Linked DNA regions of Homo sapiens: region 2 is linked to region 1. Evidence: chromatin contacts called from ENCODE Hi-C or POLR2A ChIA-PET data. All regions are on one chromosome and are shown on one strand. The core of a region is the stretch at or near the end of the contact, and the rest is flanking DNA. Distances in the headings are between cores, read along the strand shown. Region 1 overlaps LOC124903876 (a long non-coding RNA gene). Region 2 overlaps ELOA (elongin A).

Region 1 (6,417 bases), core at 1,726-4,225:
TCGTCTCTACTAAAAATACAAAATTAGCCGGGTATGGTGGCACATGCCTGTAATCCCACTGTAATCCCAGCTGCTCGGGAGGCTGAGGCAGGAGAATCACTTGAACCCAGGAGGCAGAGGTTGCAGTGAGCTGAGATCGCTCCGTTGCACTCCAGCCTGAGCAACAAGAGCAAAACTCCGTCTCAAAAAAAAAAAAAAAGTTAAACAGCAATTTATCACATGACCTAGCAGTTCTTCTCCTAGATCTCTACCCAAGAGAAATGAAAACAAGTCTACCCAGAAACTCATACAGGGATGTTCACAGCAGCATTGTTCATGATAGCAAAAAAGTGGAAATGACTCAAATGGCCATCAGCTGATGAATGGATCAACAAAATGTGGTGTATTCATACAATGGAATATTATTCAGCTATAAAAAAGGAATGAACTACTAATCTACACAATAAATAGATGGACCTCAAAAAATATGCTTACATGAAAGGAGCAAGACACAAAGGACCACATACTGTGCAGTTCCATTTATGTGAAATTTCTAAAAGAAATTTCTATAAATTTCTAAAAATTTATAGAGACAGAAAGTAGATTAATGGTTGCCTGGGACTGGGGGACAGAAGGGGAGTGACTGCTAATGGATACAGGGTTTTATGTGGGGGTGATGAAAGTATTCTGGAATTGATGTGATGGTTGCACGACTCTGTAAATGTGCTAAAAATCATTGAATTATATACATAAATATTGGTGAATTTTCTAGTATGTAAATTAAACACCAATAAATCTCTTTTTAAAAATTCTCCCAACAACTTTTTTTTTTTTTTTTTTGGAGACAGGGTCTTGCTCTGTTGCCCAGGCTGGAGTGCAGTGGCCTGATCATGGCTCACTGCAGCCTCAACCTTCATGCTTAGGCAATCCTCCTGCCTCAGCCTCCCGAGTAGCTGGAACCACAGGTACATGCCACCACAGCTGGCAAATTTTTTTTTTTTTTTTTGAGATGAAGTCTCACTCTGTCGCCCAGGCTGGAGTGCAGTGGTGCAATCTCGGCTCACTGCAAGCTCCGCCTCCTGGGTTCACACCATTCTCCTGCCTCAGCCTCCTGAATAGCTGGGATTACAGGCGCCCACCACCATACCCAGCTAATTTTTTTGTATTTTTAGTAGAGACGGGGTTTCACCATGTTAGCTAGGATGGTCTCGATTTCCTGACCTCGTGATCTGCCTGCCTGGTCCTCCCAAAGTGCTGTGATTATAGGATTATAGACCACTGCGCCCGGCCCAATTTTTTTGTACTTATTTGTAGAGACAGGGTCTCTCTATGCTGCCCAGGCTTCCAAACAACTTTTGTGACAGATACTATTATCATCCCATTTCACAGTTGCGGAAGCATCAGAAAGGTGAAGCCACCCGCCTAAGACCGAAGAGCTAGAAGCAAAAGAGCCAAATTTCAAAACTGCAAAGTGTTCCTGACCTCTGGGCTGTCCTGCTTCCTGGAAATTGCTTGGGCAGTGCGCTCCATCTTCCTGGGGCATTTAACCCACAAGTTTGCTAGCAGCCATGTTTTCAAGCTGCAACAACTACTTCTTGGATGGTGAGAATTGGGAGAGATGGCAGAAGGCCTGGGGAAGAGTGGGGATGCTGGGAAAGCCTCCTGGTGAGAAAGCTCAGGCCACAGCTGGGCCAGGGACATCCACAGCAGTCTCCAGGCTCTGACACCCCCTCCCCAACCCTGACTCCCTCCCAGGGGAGAGAATAACTTGGCTCCAAAGCTGAGGCCAGAATATAAGCCAGAGACCTGCTGACCTGACCCCCCCACCCTGGAATCTACTGAATCTGGGGCCAGGAGCAAGGAAGGGCTGACCCCAAACTGAACAAATCAAAAAGCCAAGTTCCCCTCTGAGCCCTGCAATTTTTTTTTCTTTTGGACCAAATAAGGAAGGAGCACCTGTTACTTTATAATCATACTGTAGGACAGCCTCGAGTTGAAAGCCATGGGATCTGGAGTCTTGAAAACGCGGTTCAAGCTCCTATCTTTTCTATTTCCAAACTCAGTGTCCTAGAGCAACTCACTCACTTTCCCCAAGCTTCAGTTTTTCTATCTATGAAATAGACAATGATACTCCTGTTAAGAGGGCGCTTGTAAGGATTTGGGGGACCAGAGGTTAAATTCGCTTCATTTTAGTTCACCTACGTTACTTATGTTTTGTTACATGTCTTAAGTTATGGTTTTAATAATCCCCCCACTCAAAAATAAACAAGATTAAAAGAATAATGAAAATAGTTAATAATAAGTGTCAACATTTATGGGCACTGATTTTGTGCTGTTTCAAGTGCTTTATACACATTAACTCATTTATCTTCATAAAAAGCCTATGAAGCCATTATACAGATGAGGAAACAGGCTCAGAGAGGCTAAGCATGTTGTTCAAGGTCACACAGCATGGAAGAGGCAAGCCGACTGACTCCAGAGCCTTAGCTTTGTGCCAGTCAGAATGGAAAAGAACTCCAAAAGACACCAACCTGGTTTATTCAAGTGCTGGCATGTAAGGATAAGGAAAAGCAGCCATCAGTTTGAATGACAGGCGATGGGTCCGGAGTAATTAGCCAAATGTATGAAGATTTCACCATTTCTAAACCATCCTGTTATATGACCACACATACCATCTTCATGGAAGTGCAGTAGCATCACCATGACAACTACTTTTGTGTTTTTACCTCTAATGTAATCGATTGTATTTTAAAATATTTTTAAATGAATAAAAGCTTTTGAATTTAATGTTTTAAGTAGGTAATACTTTCACCTGGTTAAAAACTCAAAAAGCTCGAGAGGCATAAAGTGAAAGGCCTCCTTCTCACCCCGGCCCCTGCCATCCTCTTCTCACAGTCAGCCAATGTTGCTAGTTTTGTGGGGAGGGGAAGAACTGATACTTTTTGAAAGTAGAAAGAGTGTGCTTGATTTGTTCTGAGGTCACAAGCCATAAAGCCCACCTTACTCTGGTTGATTTCTTCAGGTCGGCCTCAGCCTGATTTCCTGTACCCTTTGAGGCACTGCTGCTTCCTGCAGGTGATGGTTAGTCCCTTAGGGAGATGGTCAGTCCCTTCTCCCTCTGAACTTTCCCCTGAGGCACCCCCTTCAGTACCCGCTATGCTCCTGACCACATTCTCTCTGGCCTCTAGGCCTGACTGGTTCTCCATCCCCCAGAACCTGCAGAGCCTGTAAATGCCAGAGAAATCTCATCATCTCACACAGCTGATGTGGTAGAGGTGGACCCAGAGGTCACACCTGGGTGGCTTCAGGCTATATCTAGCCTATGAGATTTTTTGTTCTTTTTTGGTCTGCACAGTGATGTCAGAATTGGAAATCTTCACCTGAAAGTCCAATTTTCTGATTTCACTTGAAATATTGGCAGACTCAGCCACACTGAACCCATACTGATGCATGATGATGACAGCTGGAGCTGAGCAGCAGTTGCTCCCTTGAGAAGGAGCACAAGCTCTCTGGGTTGTATGGTCCCCGCCACTCTGGGTTGGTTAACATGGTAGGCAGGATCATAGTCACCTCCAAAGATGTCTGTGTCCTAATCCCTATAATTTGTGAATGTACTGTTACACGGCAAGTGGGAATTAAGTTTGCAGATGGAATGAAGGTTGCTATGCAGGATTATCTAGGTGGGTCCAATGGAATCAGAAGGGTCCTTAAAAGTGGGAGAGGGCAGCAGAAAAGAGTCAGAGAAAGAGAGGCAACCACGAAAACAGGGTCAGAGAGATGCCATGTTGCTGGCTTTGAAAATGAAGGAAGGGGTCACAACCCAAGGAATGTTGGCAGCCTCCAGAAGCTGGAAAAGGCAAGGAAATCAATTATCTTCCAGATTCTCCGAAAGGGAAGTCCCTGCAAACACCCTGATTTTAGCCCAGTGAGATCAGGTTGGTTTGAGAGCATAAACTTAAGTTGTTTTAAGTGACTAAGTTTGTAGTCATTTTGTTATAGCAGCAATAGAGAAGTAATACAGTTAATATGGGCCCTTGTAGGTCTCCAGGGATGGGGGAGTGGGGCACAGCTGTGAGAGCTGTTGTAAGTGTGCAAGACTCATAGCTTAAAGAGCTCGGTAAATGGCCATGAATGTTCTAATGAATAGGCGTAGCAGGCGGGTTCTGGGCAGAGTAGAGATATGGGTGACCCTTGCTTTGGTTTTTTCTCCCTCCACTCTTGTGACACCCTCTGCCCAGTTTCCTTCACAGCCCTGGGGCTTGCTGAGAGAGCCGGGCTGATATGTCAGGCCTTCAGCATTGAGTAGGGCAATCACTTAGCAAGTTGGCAGGTCTCAGCAGCTGGTGGAGGAATCTGGGCTCTGACTGAGGACAGGATTAGAGGTCAAAGTGGGAAAGTAGGGAATAGGCCCCAGACTGAGTAAAAAGACCAGGAGAGCTGAAGGTGGGGGAGGGTCAGGAGCAGGTTCTGAAAGGGGGTGCAAAGCTAGGCAGGGCCCAGACTTGAGGCCTGTTCTAGGTGGTGCTGGCTGGTAGGGGAATGACTGATGGTCTAGGATTGCTGAGGACAACTGTGCACCTGCCAGCACTGTCCTAAGCCTGCCTCTGAACACTAAGCTGTCAGCCTCTGTTTACCTTCCACTCTCAGTATAACCTGCATTCGGCCTATTTGTTGGGAGGCAACTGAAAAACTAATTTATCCTGAATTATTCTTAGTGACTGATAGTGGCTTACTGTGTCAGATACTTGCCAAGGAGATTCATGTTGAAGTGCATATCATTTTAACCTAAAAAGATGAAGTGCATTTAAGGTAGCAGTGTCTGAGAAGGAAAACCTCATGGCTACTGGTGGTGGGGGGTGGCAGGGAACATAGGATGTCACACGGTGGACAGCCTTACCTGCTCACAGGGCTGTACACCCCCAGGAGGTCTCTCATATTCCAGCCCCCATGTCCTTAAGTCTCTTTAGATTTTTTTCACCTGGGCTTTCATTACAATTCTTTTACTTTCCGTGTTTCCTGGGTAAGCTTGTTTATATATTTTTAGCAAACATTCATGTAACACTATGTGCCAGGCACCATTCTAAGTGCTTTACAAATGTTTATTTAGGTAACAGAGGTACTGTTGCCTCCATTTTACAGATAAGGAAACTGAGACACAGAGAGGCTAATTTGCCCAAGACCACGTGGCTAGCGAGTGGCTACACTTTCTGAGCCTCGGCTTTCTTGGCTGTTAAATTGATATGTATATACAAGCGCCCTCTGCATAGCAGGGCTTCTCAGACCCAACACTATTGACATTTTGGGCTGGATAATTCTTTGTTGTGAGGCTGTCCTGTGCATTGCAGGATGTTTAGCGGTATCCCTGGCCTCTACCACATAGGGTATTCACTGCCAAGAGATGCCAGTAGCAACTCCCACTCAAGCTGTGACAAACCTAAAATGTCCCCTGATCTTGCCAAATGTCCTCTGGGGGCAAAATCAACCCTAGTTTAGAACCACTGCCTAATAGGATCCTGGGGAGGATTAAATGAGCTATTTCATATAAAATACCTTCCGGCAATCCCTTCCCCATTCCTTCCATAACTCTATGGTGAGTTCTAACTCCTCAGAACCCTCTTGTTCTTTCTGTTCCTCTACTGTTTGGAAAATGTGCCCACCTATGGAGACTGGGTGCTTGAGAGCTTCTTGCAAATCCAAAGCTGTTCCAGGAGCTAGACCTGATTCCAGTCCTGTCATTTCCACAGACATGCTGTGGGACCTTGGCTGAAGTCCTTCCCCTCCTTGAGCCTCGGTTTCCCCATGTGTACGAGGGGGCTGACCCAGAAGCTTTCCGAAAGGTCTTCTCACTGCAGGAATCAGTGACTGGGTGATTCATACCAAGTGCAAATTCCCCTCACAAAGTCCAAATTCTTCCAGCGACTTAGTCATTCCAGGGTTTGAACTTTCTCGCAAAAACCATTTGAAAAATTCTTCCAGCTTAAAAAAAAAAAAAAAAAGCTATTAAAAGAAAGTAAAAGTTTCAAAACCAAATCCTAGGCAAACAACCCTGAAAACAATACACACACATACATATACATACAGCACCCAAGGTAGCTCTGAGAACAGGATATGAAACCTTGCAGGCCGGCACTAAGAAATGATTCACAGGCCTTTGAGATGCTTCTATTTCAAGACACAGTCCACCCACTGGATCTGGTGGCTCCAAAAACAAACTTTCAGCTGCTGTTTCTTATCGCAGTGTGGTTCGCCTGGCCAGTATCCTTGGGTCTCAAGAGCTCCAGACAGAAGACAAGGTTGAGTCCTGTGAATTCCCTTTCTGTTCTATTTCAAGCCTCAAGCTGCTGGCTTGTTTAAAGAAAGTCTTTTGCATCCACCTTTTGGTTGGCTGACCCGAGTTTAAAGCAACATAGCCTAATGGGTTCGTAGCACAGCCTGCGA
Region 2 (6,881 bases), core at 4,094-6,593, 180 kb after region 1:
ACGAAAATTAGCCAGGTGTGGTGGCAGGCGCCTGTAATCCCAGCTGCTCGGGAGGCTGAGGCAGGAGAACACTCGAACCCGGGAGGCAGAGGTTGCAGCGAGCTGAGATCGCGCCATTGCACTCCAGCCTGGGCAACAAGAGCGAAACTCCGTCTCAAAAAAAAAAAAACAAAAAAAACACACACACACAGTTGGCCGGGCGCAGTGGCTCACGCTTGTAATCACAGCACTTTGGGAGGCCAAGAGGGGCGGATCATCTGAGGTCAAGAGTTCGAGACCAGCCTGGCCAACATGATGAAACCCCATCTCTACTAAAAATAAAAAAATTAGTTGGTCATGGTGGTGGTGCCTGTAATCCCAGCTACTCGGGAGGCTGAGACAGGAGAATCTCTTGAACCCAGGAGGCGGAGGTTGCAGTGAGCCGAGATGGCACCATTGCACTCCAGCCTGGACAACAAGAGCAAAACTCCATCTCCAAAAAAAAAAAAAAAAAAAAAAAGGATCCTCGTCCTGTGTTACATTTTCACTGTGAAAGCTACCAAGAACATTTTGATGGCAGGTGACATTAAAAATATTTTTTGCTTTTTTGGGTTGAAGGATTGTACAGGGGACAACTGAGATGCCTCAACATGTACCTTGCAAATGTTTGATATTTCTCAGTTGCCTGTTACCAGTTCTTACAAGCTCTATAGTTGGTATCTTGTTTGATAACAGCAAGTTTCGATCCACCTGAGGATGCCCAATGTGCCTTTGCCTTGTTATTGCTTTGTTCTTTCTTGAAATTTACTGAAAATAGAGGGGTTGTGAAGTCCTTTTTTCTCTTGTGTTAGACTAAATGAGTCTGAAAATCTTGAGGGTTTTAGTTTTGTCTGCTTTTAAATCACCCCTAATAACCCAAAGTAAAGCAGAAAGACAGGATTTGTTCTTCCAGTTAGTGCTAGGCTTTGAGATAAACACACCCACAGTGACTTCCAGCCTCATCCTTATATGTTGGCTTTGTAGAGGTCCTGGGACACCTTTGTTCCCTTGGTGACCTCCTTTACTATGTGGGTTCTGAACTGTCTAATGACATCACAGGAGGAGTTTTTCTGCTTTCTTGCAAGTATGCTAAGAAGTATATGTGCTGCCGCTCTATTTTCATTTCCTAAGGACAGTGTTCTGATGTTGGATGCTTCTCCTGGCTTTACTTAACTGTAGTAGACACATTTGACTTTCCAGCTTGTTAAGCAAGTTACCTAACCTGATTGGGTTCAGTTGCAATATCTGTCAAATGGGGAGAATAACATCCACTTTATAGAGTTGGTTAGTGGGAATGAAATGAGGTAACGTGTAAGAGCTTAGTGTAGTAGCTGACACACAATAGATGGTATGTGAATATTCCCAACCTACCCCTTCCAAGGAATGGCATTATGAGAGAACCACTTGTTTTTGACCTTTTCAGTGATTTAAAATTTTCCTTTAAGTGAAGGAATTGGCATTAGTCTTTGCACCCATAGCTTGGGTGGCAAGAAACACAAAATTTTTCCTGAGTTGGATGATGGTGGTGATAGGATTTGAAGTGGGGGATAATTTTCACTCATCTATGAAGGTGAGACTCCCTAGATATGCCACTTGGCCTCTTACTTGATCTCAAGATTATCACTTGTGATCCAATTGCTCTGTCTGGTGACCATGTTAAGTAATGATTGAAGTAGAATGACCAGAAAAACAGACTTGTTACTCCACCTAATAGCAATATGGCATACCAATTATAGTCTGGGCCACACATGGTAAAAGCAGATCTTGTTATATAATATTTAAATGCAAAGGTAACCACAGTTATCTATTTTAAACTACTTGTATTTTGAAGCACTCCTTGTATGGTAAGTATGTTTAGATACACGTAGACATTTCCTAGAGAAAGGTTTGGCCAGTCATAACTTTTGTTAGAGCAAGTAGGAATTGGCTGAGGAATATCTGGTTGAAGATCAAGGGCAGAACGCTGAAAGCTGTCAGTCGATGAATGAAATGATAAGTATTTAGTGAGCTTTCATAGTGTTCTAGACACTATGACTAAGGACTGCACATGGTTTGTCTCTGAATCCTCATAGTTTGTGAAGTAGAGACAGGACCAAGTTCCTATTTTGCAGATGAAGTAACTGAAGTTTGGGGAGGTTTTTGACTTATTCAAGATCACTCATCGAGTGACAAAGCCAGATTGTCAAGCCTGTCTCTGACTCCAGAACTCCATCTTAACAGCTCTGCTGTACTGATTTTGACCTAGTTTTAGGAACTATAGGAAGGAAATGTGATCAAACCCAGATCACTTTTCTAATCTACCCAGGCATTTTGTGTCCACCGTTAACATCCAAGCTCTGATTCTGGCAACTTGAAATTACTCTTGGCTTTACACTTATGTAGAAGAAAACAATTCTGTTAAACACTGTGGCCCTTCTGGAAACATGATGGTCTTTTCCTGTAGAGGCCTTTTCTTCCTTTTACTTCCTCTGTGCCAGGTCCATGGGTAATTCCCCTAAAATTGGTACCTTTCTCATAAATTCTATCAAAACTAGGGCAAAAATGATAGTTGTTGATGGCTTTTATCAGAGTTGGTAAGTTTTGATTCTCTTCTCTACATCTTATTTCCCCTTGGTGTAGCACAGTGGTTGAAAGCAGGGAATCTAAAGCCACAGACCTGAGTGAATCTTGCCCCACTTGCATCTTGGGACAAGAAACATAACTTTTATGAGCCTATTTTCATACTTGTAAAATAGGGATATTACTTACTACTGTAAATAGGCATAATACTTATACTCATTACTGTAAATGGTTAGCACTAAGCACTTAATAATCAGATATTCTTGTTAAAGTGAATTTGACTATTGAAATTAATGTTTTCTTCTCTGCAGCTATTGAAATATTTGAAGAAACTCTCCACCCTGCCTATTACAGTAGACATTCTTGCGGTAAGAACTGTGTGACTTTAAATATTATATAATGATATCCCATTCCCTTCTCACTGGAGAGTGTGTAGAATAAGGTTACAAGTATGGGCTTTGGAAGTGAAAGAAACCAGACACAAAAGGCCATATATTGTCTGATTCCATTTATATGAAATGTCCAGAATAGGCAAATCCATAGACAGAAAGTAGATTAGTGGTTGCCAGGGGCTAGGAGAATTGGGAGGAACAGGATTTCTTTTTAGGGTAATGTAAATGTTCTGGAATTAGATGGTTATAATGGTTATATAATATTGTGAATGTTCTGGAAACCACTGAATTATGTACTTTAGTTAAAGTGGTGAATATTGTTAAATGACTTTATTTCAAAATTAGAATTAAAAGAACATTGACTTTGGCATCAATTAGTCCCAGATTCAAATCTGAGTTCTATGACTTTAGGCTGTTCCTATGTAAAATGGGTCTGATTCCTGCTTCACAGGGTTATTGTAAAGACTGATTCAGAACTGTATGCAAAGCTCTTATCTTAGTGCCTAACACCTGCCCTAATCACTCTTGTTATTAAAGTTCTGAACTTGGTACGCTTTGCTACTGTGTGTCATTAGAGATTTGGGGCATAGACACAAAGTAATTTAGTGTTAAGATTTGCAGGGTATGTTGTAGGAAGGAAGTATTGCTTGTTGAGTTTCTCAAAGTAGAAAGCCTTATTTCTTTAGAAAAACGTTAGCCTAGTTCCAGACCCCTCTAACAATTACTTTGTCAAATTTTAGGAGACTGGGGTTGGGAAAACAGTAAATAGCTTGCGAAAACACGAGCATGTTGGAAGCTTTGCCAGGGACCTAGTGGCCCAGTGGAAGAAGCTGGTTCCTGTGGAACGGTAAGAACATTTCTCTTTAGGTTTGTTCAATTTCATGGTTAAATTTACAGATAGAAAAGGTTTTCTTTATTATTTCTCTTTTGCCTTCTGAAATTGTTTTGCCTCAATTATAAAAAATAATCCATGATCATTGTAGAATATTAGAAAATATTAAAAATAGAAATCAAAATTTCCTATTTCTATCACGCAAAGACAAACGTTATGAACATTTTGGTACGTTTCTTTTTTTTTTTTTTTTTTTTTTTGAGACAGAGTCTCGCTCTGTTGCCCAGGCTGGAGTGCAGTGGCGTGATCTCGGCTCACTGCAAGCTCCGCCTCCCAGGTTCACGCCATTCTCCTGCCTCAGCCTCCTGAGTAGCTGGGACCACAGGCACCCGCCACCACGCCCGGCTAATTTTTTGTATTTTTAGTAGAGACAGGGTTTCGCCGTATTAGCCAGGATAGGATGGTTTTGATCTCCTGACCTCGTGATCTGCCCGCCTCGGCCTCCCAAAGTGCTGGGATTACAGGCGTGAGCCACCGCGGCTGGCCTGGTATGTTTCTTTCTAACTGCTCCTTAAATGGCATTTTTTTAAGTTGTGAACTAGATAAATAGTGAGCAGCCCCCATTTTATATAACAAATTAAACATGTCCCCATGTTTTAATAAATCTCCACATTTTCATGTATATGAGATATTTGATCTTTGCATCTTGTGGTTAAACTCACCATTTCTCATTTGGGTTTTCCCAGTTTTAAGATTTGAGTATCTTTAAGCATAACCTACTTATCTTCTTCTTAAGACCTTGTTGTTTCTAACTCTGCATCTTCACTTCTTTGGTGAGTTCAGATTCTGTGACTTTGTCCCTCAAGAAGCAAGATTTAGACCTACTTTGTCTGCTTTTTCTTTTATTTTAGAAATGCTGAGCCTGATGAACAGGACTTTGAGAAGAGCAATTCCCGAAAGCGCCCTCGGGATGCCCTGCAGAAGGAGGAGGAGATGGAGGGGGACTACCAAGAAACCTGGAAAGCCACGGGGAGCCGATCCTATAGCCCTGACCACAGGCAGAAGAAACATAGGAAACTCTCGGAGCTCGAGAGACCTCACAAAGTGTCTCACGGTCATGAGAGGAGAGATGAGAGAAAGAGGTGTCACAGAATGTCACCAACTTACTCTTCAGACCCTGAGTCTTCTGATTATGGCCATGTTCAATCCCCTCCATCTTGTACCAGTCCTCATCAGATGTACGTCGACCACTACAGATCCCTGGAGGAGGACCAGGAGCCCATTGTTTCACACCAGAAGCCTGGGAAAGGCCACAGCAATGCCTTTCAGGACAGACTCGGGGCCAGCCAAGAACGACACCTGGGTGAACCCCATGGGAAAGGGGTTGTGAGTCAAAACAAGGAGCACAAATCTTCCCACAAGGACAAACGCCCCGTGGATGCCAAGAGTGATGAGAAGGCCTCTGTGGTGAGCAGAGAGAAATCACACAAGGCCCTCTCCAAAGAGGAGAACCGAAGGCCACCCTCAGGGGACAATGCAAGGGAGAAACCGCCCTCTAGTGGCGTAAAGAAAGAGAAGGACAGAGAGGGCAGCAGCCTGAAGAAGAAGTGTTTGCCTCCCTCAGAGGCCGCTTCAGACAACCACCTGAAAAAGCCAAAGCACAGAGACCCAGAGAAAGCCAAATTGGACAAAAGCAAGCAAGGTCTGGACAGCTTTGACACAGGAAAAGGAGCAGGAGACCTGTTGCCCAAGGTAAAAGAGAAGGGTTCTAACAACCTAAAGACTCCAGAAGGGAAAGTCAAAACTAATTTGGATAGAAAGTCACTGGGCTCCCTCCCTAAAGTTGAGGAGACAGATATGGAGGATGAATTCGAGCAGCCAACCATGTCTTTTGAATCCTACCTCAGCTATGACCAGCCCCGGAAGAAAAAGAAAAAGATTGTGAAAACTTCAGCCACGGCACTTGGAGATAAAGGACTTAAAAAAAATGACTCTAAAAGCACTGGTAAAAACTTGGACTCAGTTCAGAAATTACCCAAGGTGAACAAAACCAAGTCAGAGAAGCCGGCTGGAGCTGATTTAGCCAAGCTGAGAAAGGTAACCCCTTCAGCCCCTTGGTGGCTTCCCACCCAGAGCACCTGGCCCTGCAGAGCTCAGAGGATTGCCCTGCCACTGTTTTCCTTAGCTTGCTTTTGGGGGGCATGTTGAATTTCAGTGTGCAGTAATTTCCTCTGGGCTTCACTGGTTGTCAGGGTATATGGTACCGCAAATAAGAATTTTCTGCATTATTCTCTTGTGATGGGCTCATCTGTATTTATTTCCTGACTGAGGTGGTGTCAGACATGACTGTGGCCCCCTCCAACCTGGATCTTCCTGTGCAAGATGTCCAGTTAATGCTCCCGGGAATAGACTGTAGGAAAGAGAGCTGTGCTTCTACTCACTGACTCTCCACCCATGGGTCTGTCCCCTGCAGGTGCCTGATGTGTTGCCAGTGTTGCCAGACCTCCCGTTACCCGCGATACAGGCCAATTACCGTCCACTGCCTTCCCTCGAGCTGATATCCTCCTTCCAGCCAAAGCGAAAAGGTAATTTTCTATATCTTCTTTTTCTTAATGGGAAAAAGATTTAAAAATTCATTCAAGGCAGGGTACAGTGGCTCACACCTATAATTCCAGCACTTTGGGAGGCCGAGGTAAGAGGATTGCTTGCGGCCAAGGGTTCTAAACCAACCAGGCGTGGTGGCTCACTCCTGTAATCCCAGCACTTTGGGAGGCCGAGGCGGGCAGATCACCTTAGGTAAGAAGTTCGAGATTAGCCTGGCCAACATGGTGAAACCCTGTCTCTACTAAAAATACAAAAATTAGCCAGGCATGGTGGTGCGTGCCTGTAATCCCAGCTACTCCGGAGGCTGAGGCAGGAGAATTGCTTGAACCTGGGAGGTGGAGGTTGCAGTGGGCCGAGATTACGCCATTGCACTCAAGCCTGGGTGACAAGAGGGAAACTCTATTTCAAAAAAAAGGAGTTCTAAACCACCCTGGTCAACACAGCAAGATGCTGTCTCTACAAGAGAAAAAAAGTAG

What was found. A loop is a pair of places that touch in the nucleus more often than their neighbours do. ChIA-PET counts read pairs that join two places held with the same protein, here RNA polymerase II (POLR2A). Pooled maps may share reads with other maps.
Region 2: a pooled map shows a loop between it and region 1 (2.3-fold over the local background). The contact joins two enhancer-like sites. A Hi-C loop is called at or near these places in 1 of 168 maps with a recorded cell type or tissue (dorsolateral prefrontal cortex), 1 of 37 single-sample maps with no recorded cell type and 2 of 50 pooled maps. POLR2A ChIA-PET finds 5 or more read pairs at or near these places in 7 of 52 experiments (A673, AG04450, GM12878 and 4 more).

Annotation. Positions count from the first base shown.
Region 1 is chr1:23,571,379-23,577,795 of GRCh38, forward strand. LOC124903876 (a long non-coding RNA gene) reads left to right here. Exons shown (of 3, transcript XR_007065537.1): 3 at 1,369-2,322. LOC107984928 (a long non-coding RNA gene) reads right to left here and starts at 6,329. Exons shown (of 2, transcript XR_007065540.1): 1 at 6,049-6,329; 2 at 5,058-5,955. RefSeq lists an enhancer at 3,379-3,468. Within about 2 kb of position 2,976, at least 5 of the 41 ENCODE cell types and tissues checked have a DNase peak (open chromatin) inside an H3K27ac peak, as active enhancers do.
Region 2 is chr1:23,746,133-23,753,013 of GRCh38, forward strand. It overlaps ELOA (elongin A), which reads left to right. Exons shown (of 11, transcript NM_003198.3): 2 at 2,889-2,945; 3 at 3,710-3,816; 4 at 4,713-5,898; 5 at 6,275-6,386. Among named protein-coding and RNA genes, the nearest start is that of ELOA, 6.1 kb to the left of the region's middle. Within about 2 kb of position 5,344, at least 3 of the 41 ENCODE cell types and tissues checked have a DNase peak (open chromatin) inside an H3K27ac peak, as active enhancers do.